Linked DNA regions of Homo sapiens: region 2 is linked to region 1. A link is an interaction called in ENCODE POLR2A ChIA-PET data of the cell type or tissue named here. Cell type or tissue: OCI-LY7. All regions are shown on one strand.

Evidence for each region. Peaks named below come from ENCODE experiments on the same cell type or tissue, not always from the same donor. Only the 100,000 strongest peaks of a DNase experiment are listed, where the experiment ranks them.
Region 2: POLR2A ChIA-PET joins it to region 1 with 5 read pairs; 5 of 35 experiments call an interaction of 5 or more read pairs at or near these places.

The regions. Positions count from the first base shown.
Region 1 is chr10:92,778,600-92,786,599 of GRCh38, reverse strand. No RefSeq gene overlaps it. Among named protein-coding and RNA genes, the nearest start is that of EXOC6, 66 kb to the left of the region's middle. In OCI-LY7, no CTCF peak of the experiment used is centred here; a DNase peak (open chromatin) is centred at 4,169.
Region 2 is chr10:92,713,724-92,721,723 of GRCh38, reverse strand. No RefSeq gene overlaps it. Among named protein-coding and RNA genes, the nearest start is that of HHEX, 28 kb to the right of the region's middle. RefSeq lists an enhancer at 893-1,448. In OCI-LY7, no CTCF peak of the experiment used is centred here; DNase peaks (open chromatin) are centred at 1,183 and 7,373; H3K27ac peaks cover 692 bases.

The DNA.
Region 1 (8,000 bases):
GCCAGGAAAAGAGGCCTCATCAGAAGCCAACCCTGGAGGCGCCTTAATCTTGGACCTCCAGCCTCCAGAACTGTGAGAAAAATAAATTCCTGTTGTTAAAGGCACCCAGTTTGTATCATTTCTTACGGCAGCCCTAGCAGAAAAATACACCTCTCTGAGCCTCAGATCCTTCATCTGCAAAATGGGGATAATCACATTACCTTTGCCATCGAGTTACTGAGAGAATTAAGTGAAATAATATGTGTAATAATGTGATATATGTAATAGGTTAACTGGCACACAATAAGTGCTAGTTATTATAGCCCATGTCATAGGATTGTTAATTGGACTAAGTGAGATAATCAATGTGATACTCTTGGTACAACAGCTGCACATAGTAGGTGCTTAATAAATTGTAACTATAAACACTGTTATAAACTTTTATTCATTTATTTATTTATTTATTTTTCAGACAGTCTTGCTTCATCGCCCAGGCTAGTCTTGAACTCCTGGCCTCAGGTGACCCACCCGCTTCGGCCTCCCAAATTGCTGGGATTACAGGTGTGAGCCACCATGGTCAGCCTATAAACTTTTAAATAACTTTAAATGCAATCATGTTGCTAAAACAACTTGCAATCAAATGCAGCCATGGTGCAGTCACAGCTCCCTGCAACCACTATCTCCCAGGCTCAGGTGATCCTCCCACCTTAGGCTCTTGAGCAGCTGGGACCACAGGTGCATGCCACCATACCCAGCTAATTTTTAAATTTTTTTTGTAGAGACAGTGTCTTCCTGTGTTGCCCAGGCAGGTCTCAAACTCCTGGGCTCAAGTAATCGTCCTGCCTCCGACATAAGTAAATGTCATGATTATTATATAACAGCTACCCTTCCAAAATGCTTTCAAATTCATACAAAAGGTTGAAAAAGAGCTACATGTTGACTATGTTATAAAGGAGAAATGAAGAAGACCAGTAAGCTTAATTTTGGTGCCCACGAAAATACAAGGGAAAAAATTAATACAACCAATTTTCAAACACCTCGAGAGATCAGAGTGCACAATACTAATTTTATTAAGAAAAACTCTGGTCAGGCTAAGAAGACGGATTATCCAGAGCAGAGCAGCAGCAGAGCAGAACCGACCTGGCTAACTGTAGTGAGACTTTTGTCCCACATCCTTGGGTTTTCTAAAAGGTCAGGAAACAGAAGTCCAGTGACATTGTTCTTGGCTGGAAAGGCAAAGATTCTCATTAAATCAAGGAACCGAGGAGAGTTTTGAGAGGTCAGTCCTGGGTCCAGTGCTATTTAAAGGGTCCATTAGGGAGGATTCAGGAGGAAAGAAGGGCACTGCCACGGCTGTGGAGAGGTCGGCGGGCAGGGGTTGCACTGACAGGCACCCCACCTTAGCAGGTGCCATCCCACCTCCCTCGGAGCTTCCCGCCAGCTGGGGAAATATTGGTGTGGAATTTCCAAGCTTGTTAAAGCAAGAGCCACAGGAGGCAGAAACAAAGACCAGATTTGTACTTCTTCCCTCGCTTCCTCGTTCACTCTTTCCTTCATCCACACGTTTGCAGAGCATCTCCTAAGTGCGAGGCTCTGTGCTAGGCAGGAAATAAAACCAAATCCTTGCTTTCAATGGAGGGAGAGGCGGACAATAAAATTATAAGTAGAGGCCAGGCATGGTGACTCACACCTGTAATCCCAGCATTTTGGGAAGCCAAGGTGAATGGATCACCTGAAGTCAGGAGTTCGAGACCAGCCTGACAAATAGGGTGAAACCCCGTCTCTACTAAAAATACAAAAATTACCTGGGCATGGTGGCACGTGACTGTAGTCCCAGCTACTTGGGAGGCTGAGGCAGAAGAATTGCTTGAACCTGGGAGGTGGAGGTTGCAGTGAGCTGAGATTGCATCACTGCACTCTAGCCTGGGTGACAGAGAGAGACTCTGTCTCAAAAAAAAATTATAACTAAATGTGTGATAAAATGTCAAGATACAGGCTCGGTGTAGTGGCTCACATAAGTAATCCCAACAACACTTTGTGAGGCCAAGGCAGCAGAATCGCTTGAGCCCAGGAGTTCAAGACCAGCCCGGGCAACATAGCAAAACCCTGTCTCTACACAAAAAAAAACCCACAAAAATTAGTTGGGCATGGTGGTGTGCACCTGTAGTCTCAGCTACTCGGGAGACTGAGGTGGGAGGATTGCTTGAGCCCAGATATAAAGGCTGCAGTGAGCCATAAGGGTGCCACTGCACTCTAGCCTGGATGACAGAGTGAGACCCTGTCTCAAAACAAAACAAAACAAAACAAAACAGTGGGGATATGGAAGGTGCTATGAAGAAAAATAAGACAGGTAAGGGAATAGAGAGGGATGGGGCAATGAGGTGCCATCTTAGATGAGTTGGTCAGAGAAGCCTTCTCTGAGGGAGTGAAGTTTGAGCAGAGACCTGACTGAAAGGACAGAGCAAGCCATGTAGATCTCTGAAGTAAGAGAACCACAGGTAAAGGGACCAGCAAGAGGCAATGCTCAGGAAAGGAAAGGAGTGTAGTACCGGGGAAACAGCGTGGAGGTGGGTATGACCAGAGTAGAAAGAGAGAAGGAGGTGGGTTGGAAGACCTATCTGGGGGCCAGATTATATATGAGAGCCTTTTAAGAGGGGCCTTATTCTACATGTGTTGGAGAGTTACTGGGAAGCAAGTGAAGAGGCTATTGAAGAATCCCAGGGAAAGATGATGAAAACCAAGACCAGGGTGGCAGAGGTCAAGGGAGGAAGAGCAGACTTGGAATATGGCTGTGATTGCCTAGCACATGACACAGACATTCATTTTAGAATAGAAGGATGTCTTTTCCCACAAAGCTATATGGATAATAAGTTAACAAGTTCTCTCTCTCTCTCTCTTCTTTTGAGACAAGGTCTTGCTCTGTCACCCAGGCTGGAGTGCAGTGGTGTGGTCATAGCTCACTGCAGCCTTAAACTCCTGGGCTCAAACTATCCTCCTGCCTTGGCCTTCCAAGTAGCTAGGATTACAGGTGTGTGACACCATGCCAGACTAATTTTCTTTGTTTTATTTGTAAAGATGGGGGTCTTGCTATGTTGTCCATGCTGGTCTCAAACTCCTGGCCTCAAGAGATCCTCCCACCTCAGCCTCCCAAAGTATGAGGATTGCAAGTATGAGCCACTACATCCAGCCACAAGTTCTCTTTTAATTATGTAAATCATTGTTCTAAAATTATTTTGGGAAAGAAAATTAAACTAACTGGCTGGGCATTGTGGCTCACACCTGTAAGTAATCCCAGCATTTTAGGAGGCTGAGGTGGGCAGATCATTTGAGGCCAGGAGTTTGAGACCAGCCTGGCCAACATGGTAAAACACTGTCTATTAAAAATACAAAAATTAGCCAGGTGTGGTGGCATACGCCTGTAGTCCCAGCTACTCAGGAGGCTGAGGCACAAGAATCACTTGAGCTTGGGAGGCAGAGCTTACAGTGAATCGAGATCATACCACTGCACTTCAGCCTGGGCAACAAACAGAGCAAGACTGTCTCAAAAATAAAATAGCCAATTTGTGACGTTCTGGTCAATAATAAATAGCTATCATTTTTTAAGCTGTTTAAAGTATGACAAGACACTGGGTTTAATAGTCTTGTGTATATTAATTATCCTGTTGAATTCTTACAAGAATCCCATGAAATTGACACTATAGTTAGTCTATATTTTACAGATGGGGAAAGTGAGGCTGACTTAAAGAGTTAAATACCTTCATAAAGGTCACACAACAGAGTGGGATTCAAACCCGTGTTTGTCTAACACCAAAACTCACCATCCTTCTACTTGTCATTTCCCTGTCTCCCCTGCCCCAACTTTTTGTTGTCATCTGGGCATCCCATTTCCACTGTTTCAGTGTAGTAATATTTGAGAATACATACATACCACCAGCAATAGCCAGGATGTGCCTATTGATGACATTACTGAATCTATTTCTTTAAAAGAGGGATTTATTTATTTATTTATTTATTTTTATTTATTTATTTATTTATTTATTAGATGAAGTCCAGCTGTGTCACCCAGGCTGGAGTGCAGTGGTATGATCTCGGCTCACTGCAACCTCCGCTTCCTGGATTCAAGCAATTCTCATGCCTCAGCCTCCTGAGTAGCTATGATTACAGGCACATGCCGCCACGCCTGGTTAATTTTTGTATTTTTAGTGAAGTCAGGGTTTCACCAGGTTGCCCAGGCTGGTCTCAAAGTCCTGACCTCAAGTGATCTGCCGGCCTCAGCCTCCCAGTGCTGGGATTACAAGTGTGAGCCACTGCGCCCACCCTAAAAGAAGGATTTTAACCTAGCATCCATGGATCCCTATGTTGGGGATGAGAGTGTCCATGGATTGTTTATCAAAATGTGTGTGAATCCCTAAAACTGTGTGCAAAATTTGGGGGATATAGTGTGCATTTTTGTGGAAAGAGAGTACCTAGCTTTGATTATGTTCTAAAAGTAGAACATGAAGCCAGCACTTAAGAGGTGATGACTTACAAACCACCATTTCCTAGTCTGTACTGTTTGGCTGCTTTTTCATTTCAGATTATTCTAGTTTTCTAGTCACAGGGCATTTTCTCAGAAAGAAGGAAATTTTTTAAATGAGCAAAAAATATTTAAAGGTCTCTTTTTCTCCTCACCATCTTACGAGTTTAAAGGCATTCTTTATTGGTGATAGTGTTGCCGTTCCTTCTTTTCACTTGCTAGAGCTGGAAAGTTAATGCTATTCACTTTGATATTCCTTAAAAGGTGCATCTTCTCCTGGCTTGACTTTTTTATTCTATACCTAAAAGACAGGGCTCCTTTGACATATTCTTTCTTACCTATACAGCCCAATTTCCATTTTGTCAGTGGAATTTTCTCTTATCACTGAAACGGGAAAGGTTCCCTTGTCCCCCAACTGGGTGTGTGGTGGGGGTGGGGGTCGCTTCTTCAGTGCCCTGCTGCTCAAACCTCTAGGGGAGCATACAGATGGGCAGGCTGTGGGGTTCCGACCCCATGGCAGTGTCTAGCGGCGAATGTTTACAGCTCCTTAAGCCCCAGTGGATGTGTGTTACAGGGTACTCTTAGTTTGCCATCTATGGGCGGCTTGTGTTAGCTTAATTAGACCCTCTACCTTGTTGCAAGGACAGAGGGCTTTCTGTACCCCGGGGTTTCTTGCCTTGGTGTACTGGAAGAATTGGACCATACCTAGGCTTGGAGAATGAGTGCAAAGATTTTTTTTTTTTTTTTTTTTTTTTTTTTTTTTTTTGAGATGGAGTCTCGCCCTGTTGCCAAGGCTGGAGGGCAGTGGTGCAATCTCAGCTCACTGCAATCTCCCCCTCCCAGGTTCAAGCGATTATCCTGCCTCAGCCTCCCAAGTAGCTGGGATGCACCACCATGTGCCACCAGGCCTGGCTGATTTTTGTATTTTTAGTAGAGACGGGGTTTCACCATGTTGGCCAGGCTGGTCTCAAACTCCCAACCTCAGGTGATCCTCCCACCTCAGCATCCCAAAGTGCTGGGGTTATAGGCATGAGCCACCGCACCCAGCCTCTTCTTATATGTTTAATAGCTATTTGTATTTCTCCTTCTGCTTATATATTTGCCTATTTTCTACTGGGTTTTTGTCTTTTTCCTATCTTTTTTTGAGACAGAATCTTGTTCTGTCACCTAGGCTGGAGTACAGTGGCATGATCATAGCTCATTGCAGTCTCAAACTTCTGGGCTCTAGCAATTCTCCTGCCTCAGCCTCCAAAGTAGCTGGGACTACAGGTGCATACCACCACACCAAGCTACTTTTTCAATTTTTTGTAGAAATGAGGTCTCACAGTGTTGCCTAGGCTAGGGATGGTCTTGAAATTCCTGGGCTCAAGCAATCCTCATTCCTCAGCCTCCCATAGTGCTGGGATTATAAGCATAAGCCACTATGCCCAGCCTCTTATTTTAGAAGTTCTTTAAGTATTCTAGGTGTCATTAATTTATTATTTATTGCATTGCAAATATCTTCTTCCAGTGTGATTTTTTTTACTTTGTTTTGGTATCTTTGGGCATGCAAAAGTTTTATATTTTAAAATAATCGTATTTGTCCATTGTTTTCCTTTATGGTTGATTTTTTTGAGTTTCACATTTAGATATCTTTAATCCACATGGAACTTATTGTTTGTGGTTATGTGGTAGGAGTCAAAAATGGTTTTTCTGTATTCTGTATGGATAAACAATTGGGTCATCATTTATTGACTGGTTCTTTCTTTTTCCTTACTGATTATAATGTCTCCTCTATCATATATCAGGTTTCTTTTACCTCTTTTTTTCTGGGAGACAGAGTCTAGCTCTGTTGCCTGGGCTGTAATGCAGTGGCACAATCATGGCTGACTGCAGCCTTAAACTCCTGGGCTCAAACGGCCTCCCACCTCAGCTTCCCAAAGTGCTGGGATTACAGCTGTGGGTCACCACACCTGGCCAGTATCTGGGACTACAGGCATGCACCCCTATGCCCAGCTAATTAAAAATTTTTTTTGTAGAGGCAAGGACTCACTATGTTGCCCAGGCTGGTCTAAACTCCTGGCCCCAAATGATTCTTCTACCTCAGCCTCCCAAAGTGCTATTATTACAGGATAGATATCTTTAGATATTTGGCTTTATTTCTGGGTTCTCAATTCCGTTCCATCTGTCTATTTGTCTCTCTCAAGGTAAAAATGATATTGTTTAACTACTGTAGCTTTATAACAAGTTTTCATGTCTAATAGGATGAGTACCACTATGTTATTTTTCAATATTGTCTTGATGAATCTTGGATATTTGCTCTTTCATATGAATTTCTGAGCTCCTCAAGATCTATGAAAAACTGTACAGGAATTTTTATTTTAATTGCATTAAATTTATAGATTAAATTAGAAAAACATGACGTTATTTTCATAATGAGTCTTCCCATTTATGAGTATGGCATATCTCACTTGATTTAGGTCTTCATCTCAGTCCATTTGTGCTTTTATAACAAAATATTTGAGACTGGGTAATTTATTAAAAAAACAGAAATGTATTTCCTCACAATTCTGGAGTCTGGGAAGTTTAAAATGAAGGTACAGGCAAGTTCAGTGTCTGGCGGGGGCTGGGTCTCTGCTTCCAGGATGGCACCTTGAATGCTGCGTCTTCACACGGAGGAAAAGGAGAAGAGATGGAAAGGTAAAAAGGTGCCTAAGCTAGTTTCCTCCGGCTCTTTAATAAGGCACTAATCCATTCATAAGGGCCAAGGCCTCACGATGTAATCACCTCCCAAAAAGACCCCACCTCTTAATACCACCACAATAAGGGTTAAGTTTCAACATGAATTTTGTAGGGGACACACATTCAAACCGTAGTATCTTTTGAGAAGGGTTCATAATTTTTGTCATAAGGGTCTTGCACGTTTTCTGTAAATTTTATTTGTAGATACTCTCTGTATCCTCATAAAGTTTTCTTGCGAAAAAGTAATGAGATATACCATGTAAAAAGAGCCTGGCACATAGTAGATAGTATATAAATATAAATTCCATTCCCTTACTTGCTCATATTTTGTCTTACATTACTAAAATCAAATAGAAAGGTCTAAAATTTGAATAATACCTTCCATAATGAAAATTTAAAGTATGCATGAGAGGAAAGAAAAAGGGAGTTACCCGGCTGTCTTCTAAATATAAAGTGCATCACAATGAGAGTTGGGACATTGGTTAAAGAGATGATATAAAGTGTGTACCCATGAACGGTGGAACTTCAATCCTTACGCCTAGAAATCACACTCTGAGTTTCACCACCCGTGCAATTGTTCATATTCATTTATTCATTCCCCATTAATTGGAGTCCTCCTATGGGCAAAGAACATGTACATGTAGCATACATTATTTTATATCTTCAAGAGCAATTTGATCACTGGTTCCACACGGGAAATTTATATTCCACACAGAACTATATAGCGGCTAGTAAATGGTGTATTTACTAGCCACTATATACACTTAATAAATAACACCTACTA
Region 2 (8,000 bases), 65 kb after region 1:
TCACTACAGCCTCAACCTCCTGGACTCAAGCGATCCTCCCACCTCAGCCTCCTGAGTAGCTCAGACTACTGGTGCCCCCCACCACGCCTGGCTAATTTTTTTAAAAAAAGTTTTGGCTGGGTGCAGTGGCTCATGCCTGTAAGCCTAGCACTTTGAGAGGCTGAGGCGGGTGGATCACGAGGTCAGGAGATCGAGACCATCCTGGCCAACATGGTGAAACCCTGTCTCTACTAAAAATAGAAAAATTAGCCGGGCGTGGTGGCACGAGCTTGTAGTCTCAGCTACTTGGGAGGCTGAGGCAGGAGAATCACTTGAACCTGGGAGGCAGAGGTTGCGGTGAGCTGAGATTGCACCACTGCACTCCAGCCTGGCCACAGAGAGACTCTGTCTCAAAAAAAATTTTTTTTTGCAGAGATGAGATCTTGCTATGTTTCACAGGCTGGTCTCAAACTCCTGGCCTCAAGTGATCCTTCCACCTTGGCCACTGTAAGTACTGGGATTAGGAGTGTGAGCCACCATGCCCAGCCTCAATGAACATTTATCGAGTGCCTTTGATAGTGAAAGTCCTGCAGTATATACAAGGTCAATGTAAGAGATAGCCCTTTCTCTTATAAAGAGTCAGATAGGTATTAAATTAATGTACCAAAAGGCAGAATGTCCTAAGGACTACATTGGAAACAGATAAAGTACAATAAAAACACATAAGAAGGATGGTTAATAGTGAGCAATCAGCAATGACTTCCTGGAGGAGGTGGCATGTGTAAGCTCCTTGAATGACAAATAATGCACCACTGGTAGAGATATAGGAAGGGCAGCTCCCAGCTGCCAGACAGTGTGAAATAGTGAGTGGGGTCAAATCCAGGTTTCATCACTTCCTAGCTACACAGCTTCATCTCTAGCCCTCGGTTTCCTCATCTGGCCAAGTAGAGGGCAATTACATGAACCTGTTCAGGCTGTTGTGGGATAACATCTCTGACAGTTTCAAATAGCGCACAGTAGGGCTCCCTGATGCTCTGTTCCCTTTCAGGTTCACTGAGTCATTTCAGAATCCACTGCTCTAGGGCCACTGTCCAAAAAAGCTTCGTCTGTATTCCTCTGGGAAAACACTCTTGTCAAGGCTACACTTCAGTCAAATATTCAACAGCAGGCCACTTAAACTCACAACAGGATTTGTAAAGGAAATGAGCACTGAAGCTTAACTTCAGTAGTGTGACGAGGAGCTACTGTCATAGAACAAATGGGTTGTTTATCAGCTTTCTATCTGTCCCTAACAAAACCATGTGAAATGAGGCATTCAGCCCCTGTTTTTTTAAAAAGATGACAAACACTAGCTAATTTACTGGAGTAGAACATATTGAGCCAAATGTTTAGTTTTGCATTAAATCTATATCTAGCATTTTCATTAAAGGGGGCAAATTGTAGACTTTACTGATGCTTCAGTGCCCATTTCAGATTAATGCTTAACATTTAAAACTGTGCATGAAATTGCAAATGTATTGGCAAACACATAAGAAGGAGCAGACTAAGTGCTATGTGCTTATTCATAGCCAGCCATTTCTGAGGCTGCCAATGTGTTATTAAGGTGGTTATTTCCCTACACTTGCCTAGGCTGTGAATAGTTAGTACCCCTGATTACTTAGTTAAATACGCTTCTAGATGGAGAGAGGGAAGGCATGGAAGAAATGAGTGATTATCTAAATTTTGTGCAATGAACAATTAAGTCATAATATACTTCTTGATTCATGGTTGATATTTCCAGAGTAATTAGGTTAGTATCCTTCAGAAAAAGCTCTTCACTTCCATAATCATCATACATGGCCACATTTTAGCTGATGTAGTTGAGGAATAAAAAGGACTAAGGATCTTAGAGAAAAAATAATTTTTCAAACAGAACCTTAATTTTTTGCCACCATTAAAACTAGTAAGATGATACTTTTCCCTGTTGTGAGATGAGAACTTTGGTTTATTTTCTGTAATTTTAAACCTTGACTCAGATATTGTCTGACATGTGGTTATCCAAATGACTGGAGAGAAACTCTGTAGTGTATTTCACGATCTAGAGTATTAAAAATTAAATGCAATGAAAAGCAATGTAATTTGGTACCAAGAAGCAAGCTAGAGTAATTTTTATGAAAGTGGGTTTTGGAATCAGACCCTTTGGGTTTGAACCCCAGCTTTGGTCCCTACCAGCAATTATGGACGGGCAGACCCACCTGAATATGGGATGGAGGAGAGAGGTGGTGTCCCATGAGCAAAAATAAAAAGGGTGCAAGGAGCTGAAAACAACAGGTGTCTAGGCTACTTCAAGGGATGGTGATGGAACTGAGGGGCACAGAGCAGAGAGACCAAATGCCCACTCTCAAATCCCTGGGGTAGACCAGGGCCCAGAAGCCAAGGAGTTTTAATTTGAGGCTGAGAAATCATTTACAACTAGGATGAAGATCCACAAAACAGGTTGGCATCCAGCCCTACTATATCATAGCAGCTCCATATTCAGGGTCTGCCCCAACCACAGCAGGGTTGGTGAGCACCAGCCATCGGAGCAAGCCATATAAACACAGGGGCCAGGAAGAGATTTCTTATTGGTTTCAGAGAGTGAGATGGGTGTGTCAGAAAGGAGAGTCCATGGAATGATCTAGAGACTTCCAGACATTTTATTTTGACTTTGTGTCTCATTCATCCAGGTATCCTTTCTGAAGTCTTTTGTTGTTTTTGTTTTTGTTTGTGTTTTGAGATAGAATCTCACTCTGTTGTCCAGGCTGGAGTGCAGTGGTGCAATCTCTGCTCACTGCAACTTCTGCCTCCCGGGTTCAAGCAATTCTCCTGCCTCAGCCTCCCAAGTAGCTGGGATTACAGGTGCCTGCCACCACGCCCAGCTAATTTTTGGATTTTTAGTAGAGACGAGGTTTTGCTATGTTGGTCAGGCTGGTCTCAAACTCCTGACCACAAGTGATCCACCCGCCTCGGCCTCCCAAAGCACTGGGATTACAGGAGTGAGTGACCACACCCGGCCATCTCTGAAGTTATAGCATACAAGATGAAACACGGACTACTGACCAAGGCCGTTGCTGAGTGCCTCGGTATCACCCAGAACCTCCACCCAATCTCCAGGATGGCTTTTGGTTCTAGAAATACCCACAACAATTCTGTTACTATCTTTACGGATCCTGGCTTTCTATTTTGGTTCCAGGTTCCCAGACAATAAAACATCAACATCCAGCCTCTATTTTCCGAACGGTGTTCACAGAATATTAATTCTAAGGGAAATAATGAGTGCTACACAAGCAAAGGGTTCTATGATCAAACAAACTTTAGGGACACTTTGTTAAACAAAGTTAAATTTATTTCTCAAGGCCAAGTGTGGTGGCTCATGCCTGCAATCTCAACACTTTGGGTGGCCGAGGCTGGTGGATTGCCTAAGGTCAGGAGTTTGAGACAACCCTGACCAACATGGTGAAACCCCGTCTCTACTAAAACTACAAAATTAGCCAGGTGTGGTGGTGCACGCCTGTAATCTCAGCTACTTGACAGGCTGAGGCAGGAGAATTGCTTGAACCTGGGAGGCGGAGGTTGCAGTGAGCCGAGATTGTGCCATTGCACTCCAGCCTGGGCAACAAGAGCAAGACTCCATCTCAATATATATGTATTTCTCTATTTTGCAGGAATTCTCAGGGTCTTTAAGATATGAATGTGCCATGTAAATATCCAGAAGAGGATAAGACATGACAAATTTCTCAAGTTTATTCGACCCTAGGATCCTTTCTTTCTCATATCCCACACTCTGTGAGGCTGGCATACACAAGAGAAAAATGGATAACCAGCCGGGCGCGGTGGCTCACGCCTGTAATCCCAGCACTTTGAGAGGCCAAAGCGGGCAGATCACCTAAGGTCAGGAGGGAGCTCGAGACCAGCATGGCCAACATGGCAAAACCCCATCTCTACTAAAAATACAAAAATTATCTGGGCATAGTGGCGGGCACCTATAATCACAGCTACTCGGGAGGCTGAGGAAGGAGAATCGCTTGAACCCGGGAGGCAGAGGTTGGTTGCAGTGAGCCAAGATTGTGCCACTGTGCACCAGCCTGGGTAACAGAGTGAGTGAGACTCTGTCTCAAAAACAAAACAAAAAAAAACCCCGCAATGTGTCAAATAAATACATTAAAAAATGGATAACCTATAAGACATACAAAACCATAATTTTGTTTTAGTCCATCAGCGAATTGCGCTGTTATACAAAGCAATCAAGGGAACTGAATTCCTAAGGCTCACAAGTCCTTCCAAAAAGGGACAAGACACACCAGCTGTTTCCTCTTTTGGCAGAGAATGGGAAGAACAGACAATCATCAGAAAACTGGATAAGAAGAAAACAAATTCTTACCGGCAAAGGATAAGCTAGCATGGCAGTTTAGAAGCCCTGAGCACGCTGGACACAGAGAAATCCCCATCTGCTTGCCATCCTTTTCCACTGGCCTCTACTCGGCATGCATGAGAAAGACTGGAAACAGCACAGTAGGCCTGGGAGACCCTTCCCCCTTGGTGGTACAGCCCTACAGCACCTGCCAAGGTTTTAGGGTGGAGCAGGCATACCTAGGGAAGCCCATTCATGCTTTGAGCCTTGTCTGAGGACAAGGTAGTGCCTGTCTGCCCCTGGGGGAGGGGCAAGAAACACACTCTGATATAAATTAGCGGTCTACTATTGCCAGGTGAAGGACAGAAATCTCTCTTGGGCCCCAGACACTCCACCACTACAAAGTCAGAGTTCAGTAGCTACAGGAGAAAGGGGAGGAAACCTGCCTGTGCTCTAGATCCAGAACTCAGCAGGAAGCAGAGGTTATCCCTAGGAGAAGCCCTGAAATGTTAAAAAAAAAAAAAAAAAAAAAAAGTTACCACTCCAAGAAATTATGCATGTCAATGAAAGGGTCAAATCAAGGTAGACAGGGACAGACTGGCTGGTTGGGAGACTGGGGAGAAATACAAGGACAGTATAGTGGGCACTGATGTTAGCAGACCTGGCCCAGGATCCAGGGTCACCCCCTAATAGCTACATGACTTTTGCAATGTTATCCAAAGTCTCCAAGTCTTAGTTTCCTACATGTAAAAAGGGTGAGCCGGCCACGTTGGATCATGCCTGTAATCCCAGCACTTTGGGAGGCCGAGGTCGGCGGTCACTTCAAGTCAGGCGTTCAAGACCAGCCTGGCCAACATGGTGAAACCCTGTCTCTACTAAAAATACAAAAGTTAGCTGGGCATGATGGCAGACGCCTGTAATACCAGCTGCTCAGGAGGCTGAGGCAGGAGAATCGCTTGAACCTGGGAGGTGGAGGTTGCGGTGAGCAGAAATCATGCCACTGCACTCCAGCCTGGGTGACAGAGCGAGACTCCACCTCAAAAAAAAAAAAGAAAAAAAAAAGGTGAGAGTAATGGAATCTTCCCCAGAGGAATGCTGGGGAACTTGGAGCCATGTAAAACACGTGGCATAGTGCCTGGCACATAGAAAACAATCAATTGCTTTGATTCCAGCAGTTGTTGGAAACTGATAAGGAGCGGTTGCAAAAGGCACTTTCCTATTTGTAGAGGAAATTAGTTGTTTTTACCTGACAATCTTTCAGTTCCTCTTCTTCTGTTAACATCTCCCTAGTTTTCTTCCAGGAAGCCCCTTATCCACAATCAATTTACGTGATTCATGTGGCACTGACCCCTCCCCATCCCTACCTTTAGGAGTAGGGATATGACCACATCCTGGCCAACCATCATGTTCCATGTCTGGGCTGTAGCGATAAGTTCAAGGATGAACACGCATGTATGCCAAGGCAGCCCAATGAGAGACAGTCCTGAGACTTCTCATGAAACTATTCTATCTCCTAAAGTTGCTAAGCCTGAAGTTGTGAGGATTGGGAACAACTATAACTCTCAGGCATTGCTAGAGGGAATGCGACATGGTACAGCCACCAGGGTGGGCTGAATAAGTGTTCCCCCCAAAATTCATGTCCATCCTGAACCTAAAAATGTGACCTTACTTGAAAATAGAGTCTTTGCAGATATAATTAGTTAAAGTAAGATCATACTTGATAAGGGTGGGCTCTAAACCTAATGACTAGTGTCCTTAAAGGAAAAAACCGGTCGCTCACGCCTGTAATCCCAGCACTTTGGGAGGCCGAGGCAGGCAAATCACCAAGTCAGGAGATCAAGACCACGGTGAAACCCCGTCTCTACTAAAAATACAAAAAATTAGCCAGGCGCAGTGGCAGGCACCTGTAGTCCCAGCTACTCAGAGGCTGAGGCAGGAGAATGGCGTGAACCCGGGAGGCGGAGCTTGCAGTGAGCCGAGACTGAGCCACTGCACTCCAACCTGGGCGACAGAGCAAGACTCGGTCTCAAAAAAAAAAAAAAAAAAAGGGAAAAACACAGAAAGACACAGGAGAGAAGGCCATGTGCAGATAAAGGCAGAGATTGAGTAACACAGTTACAAACCAAGGAATTCCAAAGTTTGCAGGAGCTACCAGAAGGTGAGAAGAGGAAGGAAGGGTCAGGCTAGTGGCTCATGACTGTCATCCCAATGACGGCAGCTGACCATGGCCACAGACCCAGGCCTCCTGCTCTACTGAGCAGGCAGGGGCCCTGCCCCCCTGGGTGGGGATACGGGCACCCAAACTGCAGCTGTGGACGCAAGCCTCCCCTCACTCTTGAGGGTGGCCAGGAGCAGGCAGGATCTGCCCTCCTGGGTGCAACTGCAGCCCCTGGACCTGCAGCTGTAGACCTGGGCCTCCTGCTCCACAGAGCAGGCAGGAGCCAGGGACAAGCAGAGGAAGAGGCTTCCAAGTTGGAGGGGTGGTAGCTCCCAGAGTGCAGCTGCAGCTGCCCTCCCAGGCACAGGACCCAGGCATCTCTGCAGCCTGCACCCGCGGGGGCCCAAGAAGGCCCCTCCCCAAACATACCTGCAGGCCTGGGGTTGTCTGCTCCCATTGCCTGGCCTCTCCTCTCCCAGTGCCTGCTCCAATCTCCAAGCAGGGTTGGGGCTGAGCCCCGGGGTCATGAATGGCAGCAGAAGGCAGACAGATTCCTGGAGGGAAGGGAGCAGGTTCCAGTAAGGCCACACCTTCAGGCCAGAGAGGGCCTGAAGGCTGGGGGCTGGGCTGCCAGTCCCGCAGACTGGAGTGGGGACTTGTGCCTCCTCCAGGTCACCTATGGCTGCCCATGGACCAATCAACACATACTTCCTCCCCTCTGAGCCCTGGGATCAGCAAGAAGAGGGCAGAGGATGGAGAGACAATGGCAAGACTAGCTGCAGAGAAGAGCTACCCTCTCTGCTGAGAGCAGAGATGCTCTTAACAACCCGCCTGTGGAGAGGAGCTACCCTCTCCAGGGCCTCGTCTCTGCTGAGAGCTGAACACTCCATGGGACAACCTGCCTACAGAGAGGAGCTACCCACTGTGGGTCTCCTCTGAGCTGTGCTAACACTAAATAAAGCTCCCCTTTGACTTCTTCACCTTTCACTTGTCTGTGTACCTCATTCTTCCTGGACACAAGAAGTCAGGCAAAGGTGCCACCGGCCACAAAGGTTTACAGGAAGAAAATCGATACCCCAAAGATCCCAGTACTTTGGGAGGCCAAGGCGGGCAGATCACTTAAGGTCAGGTTAAGGTCAGAAGTTTGAGACCAGCCTGGCCAACACAGTGAAATGCTGTCTCTACTAAAAAGACAAAAATTAGCTGGGCAAGGTGGTGGGCACCTGTAATCCCAGCTACTTGGCAGCCTGGGGCAGGAGTATTGCTGGAACCCAGCAGAAAGAGGCTGCAGTGAGCTGAGATTGCCCCACTGTACTCCAGCCTAGGCAATAGAGCGGGTCTGTCTCAGGAAAAAAAAAAGGAAGGAAGAATTCTCTCCTAGAGCTTTCAGAGGGAGTATGGGCTGGCCAACATTTTGAATTTGGACTTCGAGCCTCACAGAACTATAAGGCAATAAAATTCTATTGTTTTAAGCCACTAAGACCATGGTAATTC